Linked DNA regions of Mus musculus: region 1 is linked to region 2. The links are chromatin contacts, found by Hi-C in ENCODE. All regions are on one chromosome and are shown on one strand. Each heading gives the region's core, a stretch centred on a gene start or an enhancer-like site at or near the end of the contact. The rest is flanking DNA. Distances are from core to core; before and after follow the strand shown. Region 1 has its middle 41 kb from the start of Gm40287. Region 2 holds the start of Trib2 (tribbles pseudokinase 2).

What was found. A loop is a pair of places that touch in the nucleus more often than their neighbours do.
Region 1: a map of left cerebral cortex shows a loop between it and region 2 (2.3-fold over the local background). The contact joins the enhancer-like site here to the promoter of Trib2 in region 2. A Hi-C loop is called at or near these places in 2 of 37 maps with a recorded cell type or tissue (left cerebral cortex and regulatory T cell).

The regions. Positions count from the first base shown.
Region 1 is chr12:15,561,779-15,568,252 of GRCm38, forward strand. No RefSeq gene overlaps it. Among named protein-coding and RNA genes, the nearest start is that of Gm40287, 41 kb to the right of the region's middle. Within about 2 kb of position 4,905, at least 1 of the 3 ENCODE cell types and tissues checked has a DNase peak (open chromatin) inside an H3K27ac peak, as active enhancers do; it is left cerebral cortex, where a contact is called at or near this core.
Region 2 is chr12:15,813,435-15,820,382 of GRCm38, forward strand. It overlaps Trib2 (tribbles pseudokinase 2), which reads right to left and starts at 3,351. Exons shown (of 3, transcript NM_144551.5): 1 at 1,797-3,351. The coding sequence starts at 2,066. Gm5432 (a long non-coding RNA gene) reads left to right here and starts at 3,503. Exons shown (of 3, transcript XR_001780551.2): 1 at 3,503-3,663.

The sequences.
Region 1 (6,474 bases), core at 3,655-6,154, 250 kb before region 2:
CTCCCTTTCCTAAGGACATTTGTGTTAGATTTGAGCTTCCTAGAGAATCTAATTTCCCCTATTCAAACGACTTAGTGTCATCACATCACCAAAGCCTCCTCTTGGCTACTCAACACGACATATTCAGAGCTTTAAAGAATCAGAGTATGAATGTGTTTGGAAATATCATTCAGCCTGTGTCAATGGGGAGAAGGCGAACCCCAGGCCTTCCCTTTGCTCATTTGGTAATAGGAGTTTAAACAGCTGTATTACATCTATGTCATGAGGACCCTAGGGCTTAAAAGTGAGTAGTGACCTCTGCCAATCTCTCTCTCTCTCTCTCCTCTCATCATCATCATCATCTATATAATGTTATGTAGCTTCCTGAATGGAGGGAGAACATTCAAAGTCAGTCTACAGGCACACATGAATTCTGAACAGATCTTTCAGCTTTGAAAGCTATGATTTTCATGCATATGACTCATGAATTCATTTATTCATGGAAAACCCAAAGAAGTATTCAGAAATACTGTCTATTAAGAGTGTTGTTTGTGATTGCTCCAATGTAGAGCAGGAGCAAATAAAAAGAGCATATTCAAGCATACTTTATGAAACAAAACAATTTTAAGTGGATTGAACTCCATCCAAAGGGCTTACTAGTGGTCATTGTGTTGTGTGCTTTTCCATATGTGGTGGCCCTGCATATGGTTCTAATGTGCTTCATCACAGTGACTTGCTCATTGAGGTCCCCATTATTGCTTGCATCTTTCAAATGAGAAAAACAGTGAGCGTGCTATGGGATCCTGAGTTCTGAAGCCATTCAAGTCAACCCAAGTAGGAAAATCCTGATCTTATCCCCTCTAATTTGGCTTAAATCTGGGAAGTTTTATTAAATGGCATTTGGTACATGTTGGAGTTTAATCTTTTAGTAAATTTTCTGCTTCCCATTTTTCAGTAAAGCATCATTAGGCTTTCGTTTCTTGCCCTTTCCAAACACATTAGAGAGAGCATACTTATGGAGCAGTGGAAATGGAGATCTTATAAGTACAACCCTTTTACAATCCAACCTGGGGGCAGCCAGAAAAGGCCTTCTTTATAAAAGTTCAGAAAATAGTTAGGCAAGTTTCAAAGTTAAACAAGGCTCTCAGTCCAATCCAGTTAACTGCTTCTCAAAAAAAGACGTATAAAGAAAGGGTTTCTGTGTGGGCACTGAGGGTGGGTGGATGGAAACAGATACTCTCCCCAGAGAGGGCCGCCCCAGCTTGGGTGGTCTTCACAAGCACAGGCATTGAACTCATTGAACCCACACTGTGGGGACAAATGCTGTTGTTTACAGAATCCTCTGGTGTCTGAAGGTGAAGGACGAAAAGAAAGAGTAAATCCAGGAGATGTTGGGAAGTTGCCTGGAAAAGATCGTTTCCCAGGAGGACATTTCATACATTCATTATTTACTTGCACAATGCTTTTGAAACTAATGAGATAATAATTCAAGAAAAAGCAGCAGACAGTTAATCAAGTACTTTCTTCACCTTCTACAGTGAGGTTAAACTAAGTGTTCTCCCCATTTTCCAGATGAGTCTCTGGCAGAATAAGTAACCATAGCAACATCTCAAAACTAGTTTGCAGCTGTAGTGGGAACAGAGGAGAGGTATTCTGTCCCATATGAAACACAACTTGAAAAACATCAAATATGTTCATCTCTAAAATGTTCACATGTCCTTTGATCCATTGTGATATCTTCATTTAGAGGAGAAAGCCAAGGGTGTGTACTAAATGGCATCTTTACAGATGTATGAGTAGAGTTAAAAGAAGCCATGGACAAAATCACCTTCCGTGTCTATCATAACTCTGTGACCTGGCATTAACTAGAGGCATTTACTAGGCCTGGAAGAAGTGGCCCCGTGAAAGGCTGGAGTGTTGGAGTTATCTAGAACGGCAAGTTATATGAACGCAGGAGGAGATAGGGTGAGTTCCCAGCCATTACTGCAAAGAATAATGGGGAAGTGTCAGTCCAGCACCAATCTTCTTCAGTCTCAAGATTTTTGATCCACTAAAGCCAGAAGTCAGAGCAACTGGTCCTAAGGATGCTGCTCCCCTGGAGCAGGTTGAAAATAAGCAGCTGTTCTCTGAGGACGCAAGAAAGAATTTTCAACTCACATAATGGCCATTGAAAATTTCAGCAGTCCAATCTTAGCACGGGTCAAAGTCAATTTTTCTGAGCTCAGCATTGAATTTGAATTGGTGACATCTTTGAATGAACCTTTGCCCCAAGATATGTGAAGACCATTTTGACAAGTGATAAGCTAATAGCGAATCGATGCTGAGCAAGTATTGTGGAAGTAGCTTGGGGAATGTCTCGGAGGTGTGATGGTAATTAATTTAGAATCGGGAAGACATGGCTACTTTTCCTTCCTGTGGAAGATAACAAGGTTGGAAGTCAAAACAGAATGTGCCCCAAATGTGTCCAGAGGACTTTTCATATAGGTCTTACTGCTAGAGGGCAAATGGACAATTCTCCCAAATATGACTTGACAATTGGTGTCCATACATTAGAATCTGCACAGAAAAATCTAGAAGGAAAAACCTCAAAGGCAGAAATAGGGGCTAGGGGGTGGCTCAGTGGTTAAGAGCAGTGATTGCTTTTGCCAGAAACTAAGGTTTAGCCTCACTACTGACCGCATCAGGTAGTTTGAAACTACCTATAACTCCAGTTCCAGAGGATTTAACACCTGCTGGCCTTGCATATGCACACACATGTAAATAAAGAAATCTATTTTAAGAAGGAAGAAACAGGACCAAAAAGACTAGTTAAGGAATGGCATGAAAATTTAGTATAAAGTGATAGTCCATACATAGGTTGCAGGGATTGGGGCACAACAGAGATATGTCACTTTATTGGAAATTTAAGAAAGTATCTGGGTTTCCCAAGCTATCTTTTAATAATAAGATTATTTGGCCCTGTACATGTCAACCTTTTTAAATATACATGTGCTTTACACCACAGAACTCCCCGTGTAGTTTGTCATATTTATTTAAATTTCTCCAGGCTATTCCAATTAATCTCCAGTTAGCTTTGTTCTCTTCACTTCAATCCAAGAAATCATTCTGCATTGTGAACCTGCTCAGACCAGGGTCCAGCTAATGACAGACAAGACCTACTTACAATTCAAGCATTGCTAGCTGTGAGAACAAGATTCTTTACACATCTAGAGTCTTATTTTAGCTGTAAATTCTGGGATGTTGTGCTTTTAATGTCTGTCTGGAAAGTACCTATAGTACCTTCAACCCAAATGGAAAACTATAATGTCTATTCCATATAAAACACCTAGAACTCCTATGGTATCTTATGCTATCTCTCTGTATTTTCCTTTCATCTGTTTGTTTCTTAAATTTATTTTTGATGCAGTAGGAAATGCATTTTATTCTATTTCAAAGGAAGTTGAGAGGTCTTATAAGCTAATCTTTGAACATTAATATCTTAGATATATACAAATTGTAAAATAGACAAAAATACAATTTTTTATAATATTCTCCTTCAACTTTTTACAGGTTTAATACAGATACAGTGTGCTATTTTTTAATACAAGGACATACTATACTTTGAGTGTATTCCCTAAGTAGACCAGTACTCTCCTCTGCTTCCCTGTCTCTTCTACTTCCAGGTAGTCCTTTCTCTTCTCCTAGACTATTCTATTTGCAGACAATCAATGCCAAGTGGGGACATGATGATTGCATAATTTAATTATGCATGAATTAGTGTCTTGACCTTAGCAACATTTTCAGCAACAGAGTCAGAAATTTTGAAAACTATAATTACTTAAAAAAAAATAAGCATAGCCTAGATTCTGGTTGTATAATAACGATACCAGACTATCTGATGGGTTCCAGACAGTGTATTTGTCCAGGTATTTTCTTTACTCTATGATGGCAACTTGTCAGCTTAGTGAATATCTACTTACAGGAATATGTAGCCAGATATTTAAATTTATTTGGAGTTCAGCCTAACTTATTAATCAATCAGCACAACTAAGCATTTAAAGTGTCAAGAACCATATCTGACAGACCCAGACATAGAGCGGAGGATGGTCCGTCACATGATAATGATCGAAAAAGAGACGGGCATGGTAGAGGGCAAAATTGTGGCTGGCAACAAGCATCAGATTTTAGTTTTCTGCAAATGAACCTAGTCTAGGGGAGTTGTTCAATGTACATGTAACTGTCTGTGAAAGTGGTGAGCTTCCAGGACAAGAGAAAAATAACAAAACAATATTGAGATATAACTTTTTTTCCTACCACTTACACAATTTTAGTTTTGTAGATGAGAATTGAGATGAGTGAAAAAAAAAATGCCAATCACTGCTAGTGTTCTTTCTTGCTGCACTCCAATTATATAACAAAACTCAGGCATTTTAACAAGCAGAGGGCTTTTCAAAAAAAAAAAAAAACCCTCTGAGAACAGAGGAACCCAATTCAACTGTACTCAGAGTGGGAAGGAAGCAGACAGGATGACCTCATTGTTGTGTTTCTAGGAAAGATGAGTCATGCAGTCTGCTCAGATTCAGGGTAGCTGGAGGGAAGCTGGATATCCATGATGCTTTCTTCCTTTTTAATAGGGACCAGTCTCATGTTTCTTTTCAAACAAAAGGAAAGAAAACACTTAGAAACTGGCCCAAATGAAGACAACATCGCTAGAATGTTCTGGAAAATATAAATAAATCTGTTTCAACTTGAGATTAATTGAGTTGAGTGTGGAGGGTGGGTAGGAAATAAGGGTCACATAAACTATCCAAAATCCCAGGCTCTCCTCTTTCTCCCTCCTGCCAGCAAGCATCCGCAAGTTCAATTCCAAGTTCCCTTTGATTCCCTTGCAAGAACAAAGGCCTAGTTCAGAGCAATGCAGCAGTGTAAGAAGGGGCAGGGAGCAGCCAGAGGCATCTGCAGCTGCATCAGACCCCATGAGGAGGGAGGGGACTGAAGGGGACATTCATGCTTCTCTCCAGGACAAACGTCTGTTGCTAAGTGGAGTGTGGTAGGCATCGCTGGGAAAGCTTTTTCTTCTTAATCGCTCCAAACTTTATACTGTGGTTTTATGACCCTATAACACAGCGTTTACTGAAAAGTCTACTACAGAGCAGGTGCTGTGGAGATTTATGGATGCAGAATTGCCACAGTGCCTAAGGGGCACCTGATTGCCATGTCCTGAGAGACTCTCTGCTGATCACTGTGGTTTTACCTGTTCTGGAAAGTTGTTATGCCACTTTATCAGTCTCTAAGAAGAAAAATAGAGGTCACGGTGACCTTTTATCAAGAGTGGGGAAATGTAAAATGTACATTTTCCTTGAAGCTCCATTTCATCAGATTCATCATAGCAGGAAAACAGCTTGGAATCCTACTGCAGGTTTGTTTGCTTTCACAGCAGGCTAGTGGTGACTTCCTAAAATTAGAGCTCAAATTCTAACAATATCCAAAAACAGCGTCCCTATAGCTTGGCTCTGAAGTTGTAGCAAGTATTAAATGTATTAATAAAATCTTAAGGATTTAAAATATTTTATTTCAGAGAATTTCATAGACATAAGCAATTAATTATGGCCATATCTAGGCTCTCTTTCTTCCTCTAGCTTCCATTTCTGCAAAAATAGAAACCGTTAAACTTCATCTTGTCATACATAATCACTAAATTCAATTAGTACTGCCTAGAGGAGCGTGTTGAAAGGGGGCTTTTAAATGATTTAAAAATATTTATTTGTCTTATTTTTATTTAAATCTATGTCTTTGTCTATGTAAGTATCTGACATATATGTGTAGCTAGCTGCCCACAGAGGACAGAAGAACATTTCAGGTACCCTGGAGCTGAAGGTAGAGTTGCTGTGAGCCACTTGTCTGGCTTCTGGAAAAGAAACTCTCAGGTTTTTGAAAGGATGTGTTCCTAACCACTGAGCCATTCCTCCAGACCCATTTCAGAGTTCTCTAAAAGGATTTCAACCTGGGTAAATTTTCCCTTCCTTCTCTTTCTTTTGTTGTTGTTTTACAATGTAGGGGATCCAACCAGAGCTTTTCACATGTGAAGGTTGACAAACCCAAGGACTTGTGCATGCTTCATCCTCAGCCCATCTTCCCAACCCCATTTTTTGAACTAGGAACCTCAAACACAGCAAGGACAATGACTTATCCAAGGTTCCCGAGCTATAGGCCGTCCTGGGTTTCGGCAACAATGTTATGACCTTGAAGGTTCTGCAACTTCAGAAGGACCCCACCAGGCCAAACAGTTACACATGAGGTTTGTTGAGAGAGAAGAGCAAGGTGGTAGCAGAAAGAGAAGGGGGAAAGAGAGAGAGATTGGGAGGGGGGGGTGACATAATCACAGGTAAAGGTGGGAAGTGAGCCAAGGGGATTCAGGGAATATAGTGGCTGTTGCCTTGGCAACAGGTCTGCAGGTTCCACCTATGTGATGTTACTGGTTTCAGAGGTCCTGATACCAACACTAGGAATGCTATA
Region 2 (6,948 bases), core at 2,101-4,600:
GTACAGTTTGGGGCCAGGGAGCAAGTCGGCAAATGACACTGTAAGGTCAGCCTAGAGTGAAATATGTCTCGAAGGATCAGAAAGGAAAACGAACAGAGAGACCAGAGATAGCCCTAGTTTTAAACAAAGAAAGAATAGCAAGATGCTCTTGCAGAATTTGGCCACAGACAGTTCTTACGTAAAATCATCTCCAGCCTTTGGAAGAGAAATATATTAAAGTGCTGGACTGAGGGTGAGCAAAAGGAGGGGGAGGGGCTCTCTGCCGATGATGGTGCATATTTCATAGGAGAATGACAGCTCAGTGGAATTCATTCATTTCAAAGGATGACTGTCCTATTGTGCAGTGTGTGGGGCTCCAATCAGGCTCTGAGTTGCCTACTAAATTTAATGCTTTAGCTGGGCATAGTTGCTCTTGATTACAGTAACTTGGAGAAGATGCAAAAACCCCCAACACTTAGTACATGCAAACAGCAGCATTTAAAGAGTCTCTGGTTTCCTCTAAAAATCGGAAATAAATAATCTCAGAACTGCCTTCTGAGATCTTCACCCACCCGGTTTTTGCAAGGAAGCGCTCCAAGTCAGCACGAAAGAAGGTGATTTCACAAAGCAGCCAGTGATTAATTGAGGAAAAGTGTAATACAGTATTTGTAGCACAGCTGTGCACATTACCCATTTTAAAGGCAGCACAGTCGCACTTCCACCTCAATAAATAAATAAATAAATAAATAAATAAATAAATAAGAAGAACCTAAATTTAAGTGGTAATGTATTCTTGATCTACATCTGGGGAAGTCCTGTTCTCCACTGCAGTAGGAAACTGACTGTAGTCAAATACTTTGTTATTATCCTTCCTTGGTCCTCTTGTCTGGTACTCGGTTAGCACACACAAAGACACACTGACACATAGAGACACAAACCAGTTACTGTTCAGGGTCAAAGACAAAAAGGAAATTGAAGTGTCCTTCTTAGTACTAGCCCAGGGGGCTCTAAAGGGCAGTCTCTAAACAGGCAAAGGTGGCCTTGTGGGTGCAGGGGAGTAGCAATGGGGGTGTGCAGTCAGGGAGTCTGAAGACGCGAAGAAACCTAGACAAAAAGAACCAAAGGATTCGTTGTTCACCCAAAGGTGCGCAAGGGGCGAATTTCCACCCCAACCTTCCTTTCCAGGCTTCAAGCCGAAGAAAGAGCTTTAAAACTCCTCTTTTCCCCGGCTAGAGCCTTGGTCTCAGCCAGAGGGGACACTTTTTGTGTCTCTTTTAAAAGGCCACCTTTGGAACAAAGGTTTAACACCTGCAGGCTGCTAAGAACAATGGCTACAAAAGAAACCAGAGGAGCAGCGTTTGAAAACCAACCGGGGATTCCCTAGTCCTTGCAGCGAGGGGAGGGGAATCGACTCAGAGAGAGAAATGCCCAGGCAAGGGGAATCAGCCCGGTGCACCCGAGCTCTACGAGCCTCCTAAGGGGCACGCGTGTCCGTGCCCCAGTTCAGATTCGCCGCCCTCCCTTCCCGGATCTCCCCAAAACGCCCCCGCTGCAGCCCGCCTCATTGTCTGAAACGGTCTGAAAACTTCGCAACTAGTCGAACGTGGACAGACACACAAATAAACCCTCTTAACGAGGCCACGCATAATGATCCCGGGAGTCTTTCGCCCCTGGACTTGAGAGCTTTCCGACCTCCCGCACCGTCCCCGGCCCCTGGCAAAAGACCCAGGATGATTTTTTTTTAATTTTTTAAAAAAAAAATTTTAATTTTTTTTAAGCAAAAAAACAAAACGCAAAAGCAAAGCTGGGCTGGTTACCTTGCAAACCAGCTCCTCTCCGCTGTGCAGATGCACAGCGCGGAAAACGTGGTCTCCCTCCAGAGGCTCCAACAGTAAGTATTTCCCGATGCAAGAAACGCAATGCGACAAGTTCGGAGTCTCGGGCGGGCTCGGAGAGCCAAGGTTCGGGCTGAAACTCTGGCTGGGCTCAGCGGACCTTATAGACGACAGCTCTTCGAAATCCTGGGTTTTGTTCCGCGATCTCCCATATCTCGCTATTGTGATAGGGGTAGACCTGTGTATGTTCATGAGTGTGAGGATCGCACACGACAAAACAAACAAACAAACCAAAAAACCCCTCTGGAGAGATGGATGAGCCGCGCCGGTGCAGGCGCCTCGGTGCTACCGACTTAAAAGGATCAAGAAGGGAGGGGACCCGTCTGGGGCTCCGTGGAGGAAGAGTTAAGAACTAGCCCCCAGATGGGCGCTGCAGGGCTGGTCCCCGGCTGCGAGCCCCGCTCCCGGGGGTGCTCGCTCTGCGGACAACTCGGGTCCTTTTGTTACCCAGAAGCTGCCAGCGCGGTGCAGAACCGCACGCTGGACTCAGTGGGTCTCTGTTCGCAGCGTGGATCTGGACGAGTGAGCGTGCCTCTGGGGTGAGGAGCTGCAGCGCCGGGCTTCTGAGCGATCCCCAGCTGAGGATCCGCAGACCGGGCGGAGAAGCCCTGCGTGGAGTTTGTGCAGTCTTCAGGGAGCGCGCGGCGCCGGCTCGCCCTCCACGCGTTAGAAACCAAACAAAAAGAAAAAGGAAATAAGCTCGGGTCTACCGGCTCACGCCGCGCGGCAGCCAGAATCCGCGCTGCACCCCCCTCTTTTTGGTGGAAAGGGTGGGGGGCGTGTAAGGGGGGTGCTAGAGAGGGCAGTTACCTAAGTCTTAACTGTAGATGGCGTCTGAGGCTTTTCCAAAAAATCGCAGAGCTGTCTCTCTCAAGAAAAAAAAAAAAAGACAGAAAAAAAAAATTGCAAAGGCGCTTTTAACTTGGGGCGGTCAGCAGTGGCAACAAAAGATTGCAAAAGCTGAGTAGGGAGTGCGCGGAGTAGGGCAGGCACAGGTACCGCGACAAAGCCCAAGGCAGAGCCCGCGCGGTCAGCACTAGCTCTTGCTGTCGCTGCTCACGTCCCAGATCCTCCTCCGATGAAGCAAGAAGTGCGGGCGGTGACCTGGGGGGTACCAGCAGCAGGAGCTTTCCGGGGGTCCTGCAGGAGCTGCCAGCAGATGCTCCCCGGACTCCGTCAACCCGCGGCGTTCCTTTTCCGCTGCACAACTGGGTCTTGAGCCTTGAAACAATTTGCAAACCACTCTTGTCTCCCGATGCCTTGCGACCAAATTGCACGGCGGGGTTTGCTCTGCAGGAAAAATAAAAATCGACGGCTTGTCTTCTTTTCTTATTATTTTTTTTTTCTTGCCACCCAGAAGTAGGAGAGGACCGTGTATTTAAAAATTAAAGGGGATGGCCACGGCGCCCTAGGCCAATCCCGGCGCTCAAGCACGCCCGCATCCCCGGGCGAGGCGGTATTAATAGTTACTTACGTGGCCGGGGATCTCGGAGCGAGCCCGGCTGTGTGTGCGCGTATGTGTGCGCGCGCGCCTCGCTTGCTCGCGCTCGGTCTCCCCATTCAATGTCACCGACACATTTCCACAGAGCCCCCGCCCTCTTCGCCGGCCCCGCCCTACCCACGCCCCGGCCCCTGTCATTGAGCCCGGAGCCCATCAATCAGCGGCGCCGCTGCCAGTGCGCGCGCGGCTCCCCTGCGCCCGCCGGCGGCCAGGGCTGCTGCCGCCACTCCTGCAGTGCCCCCACTGGGGGCGCCAGCCTCGCCCCCGGATGGCTCGGCCAGGCGCGAGGTAAACAGTGCTTTATATCCTTCCGCAGTCCAAGGGCTCTGGGCTCCCCTGGCCTGCTGTTCGCGCTGCAGCGACAGGGATGCTGGACTGTGTATCTGCCACCGTCGCCACGCAACACCGGCAGGCTCAGGTCAACTTTGAGACTTAGATCCTCTTCCCCGGGATTTTCCGCAGAAAGCCTCGCATCTTCTGGGTACCGGGCACCCCTCTGCTGCTATGTTAACCTGAACAAGCAGTTCCCCGCGGGTTTTAAAAAAAATGAAGGATTCTTGCAGCCCACAGTCTCTAGAATTAGTTTTATTCTTTCTCTCCGGTTGCTTATCATTTCAACAGAAGTCCATTGTGAGCTTGTAGTTAGTGTCACCACCCCTCCCCCACTTACCAGTTATAGGATTGGGGATCCTTTCAGAGTCTTTTGACTTCAGGACAAGGTCTTTGGGGAGAGCTCAGGAACACACACCTTTGCACCCACACTTCCAGCAAAGGATGTTGGCTCCTAGCCAAGGAGTCAGGCTTCTCCAGCCCCGGCATCTCAGTATTTAGGCCAAGAACACATTCAATACCGGGTTCAACGGAAGGCTGCACTTTGACCCTTGCTTATTCTTAACTTCCTGGGAAGGTTCTGGACCATTGGCTTGAACAGACCTGGGGAAAGTTCAGACCACAGCTTAAGCCTCTTGACTTTACCTAATGCATCCTGGTAAGAGTAGCAATGTAGCAGGGGAAAACAGAAAGAGAAAGAAGCAACCAAGGTCTGGGGCAAGACTGCTGGGCTTACTCTTGAGTTTTTACCCGCATAAGGCACCTCTTTCTATGAGGGAGGTCACTCTGTAACAATATTCTGCACTACCACTTTTGAACAGAAATAGAGAACTAGTTATAATTATACTTAACCGGGACAATAGTGGCTCTAATGATCAGGAGTTCCCTGAGGGTTGTTTCAGAGTAGTGAATGGACCTTGCTTGTTCAGCTAGCCACCCTAGAGGACAGATCTTGAGAAGAAACTAAAATGCCCCATGTCTTCTCATAGATCTCCCATCCTTCTCCCCACTCATCTGCCTTAAACTCAGACTCTGATCCCTAAACTGTCCCTTAAGGGGACCACAGCTTGAGGAAGTCACCATGACTACAGAGTAGTGTGCCATGCAGTCTCTGCCCAGTTCAAGAACAGGTCCTAGACAAACAATCTCTACAGAGGATCCATTGAGAAAGGTTCCCTGGGGCCTCTGTTGGGTGACTGTCACCAAACTTTCTTGTAGAAGTTTGAGAAACTTGTGTTCAGCATCAGTTTTCAGATTCAGAAGGAAACTGAATTCGCATGGGCTTTTTTGGTTTGGTTTGGTTTTTGTTTTTGCTTCTTTTTCTTCCCAGGATCTCTAGTTTTCGTCTGTTAAATGACAGCCCTGCGTACCTCATGTGACCCCTAGAACTGCAGTTGCAGTTCTAGGAAATATATGAAGAATTATGATAGTGTTTCTCAGCCTGTGAGTTGTGACCCCTTTGCGGTGAACAACCTTTTCACAGGGGTCACATATCAGATATTTACATTCTATGCATAACAAAAGCAAAATTACTGTCATGAAGTAGCAGCAAAATAATTTGATGTTTGGGGGTCGCCACAAGAGAAAGTGTATCGAAGGACAGTAACTTCCTGGAGTCCTGGAAAAATACGTGTTTCCTTGGGCTGTCATATTGCAATGACTACATTGCTCCTCTCTCTCTCTCTCTCTCTCTCTCTCTCTCTCTCTCTGTGTGTGTGTGTGTGTGTGTGTGTGTGTGTGTGTTTCTTAGTCCTTCTCTGGGGCTAGATTGAGCTTTAGGTTAGAGGAGACCAAATCTTCCTGATACTTGGATGTCATCACAGGGGTAAGCCTGCCTGTCATAAGCCAGTGGTTCTTTGTGGACATTGAGACAGTCTGGTGAGTCATAAAATAATACACATAAGAGCTCATTGTTGGCCATTTAGGCAGAGAAAAGAGAAAGTATGAGAGAAAAGGAGTAGGAAGACCTAGCTTTCTCCTAACTTGAATGCTCAGTGCCATCAACTGGGCTGCCCAGCCAGGTAAGTGGTGAAGCAGGTTATAATTACACTGGGAATGCCTGGTCATGTTGCAGCTGAAGACCACTGTATTCTTGTAGAGAAATAGACTCGACTCCAAGTTGACTTTCAATCAGGAAGTGTATTGAGGTATCAGGAAGACCACACTGGTGCTCATTATGGAGTTCCTGTCAGTGGGCATCACAGAGAAGAGAAAGCATTAGAGCCTTAACATGGTGGTTCTCAACCATGGGTCATAAACCCCTTGGAGTTCTCGTATCAGATATCCTGCATATCAGATATTTACATACAATTCAGAACAGTAATACGGTTGCAGTTGTGAAGTAGCAACAAAGATAATTTTATGGCTGGGGGTCACCACAACATGAGGAACGGTATTAAAGGGTTGCAGCACTAGGAAGGCTGTGAACCACTGCTTTAACAGATCAAGCAAAGCCTCAGCTTATGCAGATGCCTGATGTATCCTGTCCATCACTGAGGGTGAGTCCGTCACTTCTCAGGGACTGCTATGGCAGCTATTCTATCCCTTTGTAAAGCCAAATCCTTATGCTTATAATAAAGTTATTACAGTGGGGGGTAAACGTGACCACTCATAGCATAGATCTTCAGCTTCCCTACATGTGCTGACTCATGGGAGCAGGAGTGGGAGTCTTCATGTACCCAATTTCTAGTCACAAGATCTTAGATGACTTTAAAACCTTTTAATCGCAATGTGCGATTATGATTGGAATTTTGCCAATACATGGAATCTAAGAATGATACATATACAAACCAAAGAAAGCATCTATATACAATATATCTATATCTATATCTATATCTATATACAATATAAACCAGTTCCTGTTATTATTAACAACATTTGTTAGAATGCCTGAATACAGTCATGGAAAACAACTAAACATACAACATTTAATGTAAATAATAAGTAAAAGGTTTACAGTATCAATAAGACATGAGCATTATTAACTGTAATTATAGAAATAGGTAAATAAGGATTATATATGTAGAATGATATAACTTTTTCCTCCATGTTGAAGTAAGTCTGTCAAATGCTGTCGCCATTCCAGGTTGTAGGCTCCATGTTATCAGGAATATTCTCTTATCCTGAAATGCATTTACTTCTTCCTTCTCTTCATAGCTCATTTATTTTATTTATTCAGCAAATGAGTAGTGGCTGCCAACAGAGTGTGTGACACTCTCGCTAAGCAAGTTCTGTGTTTATTAA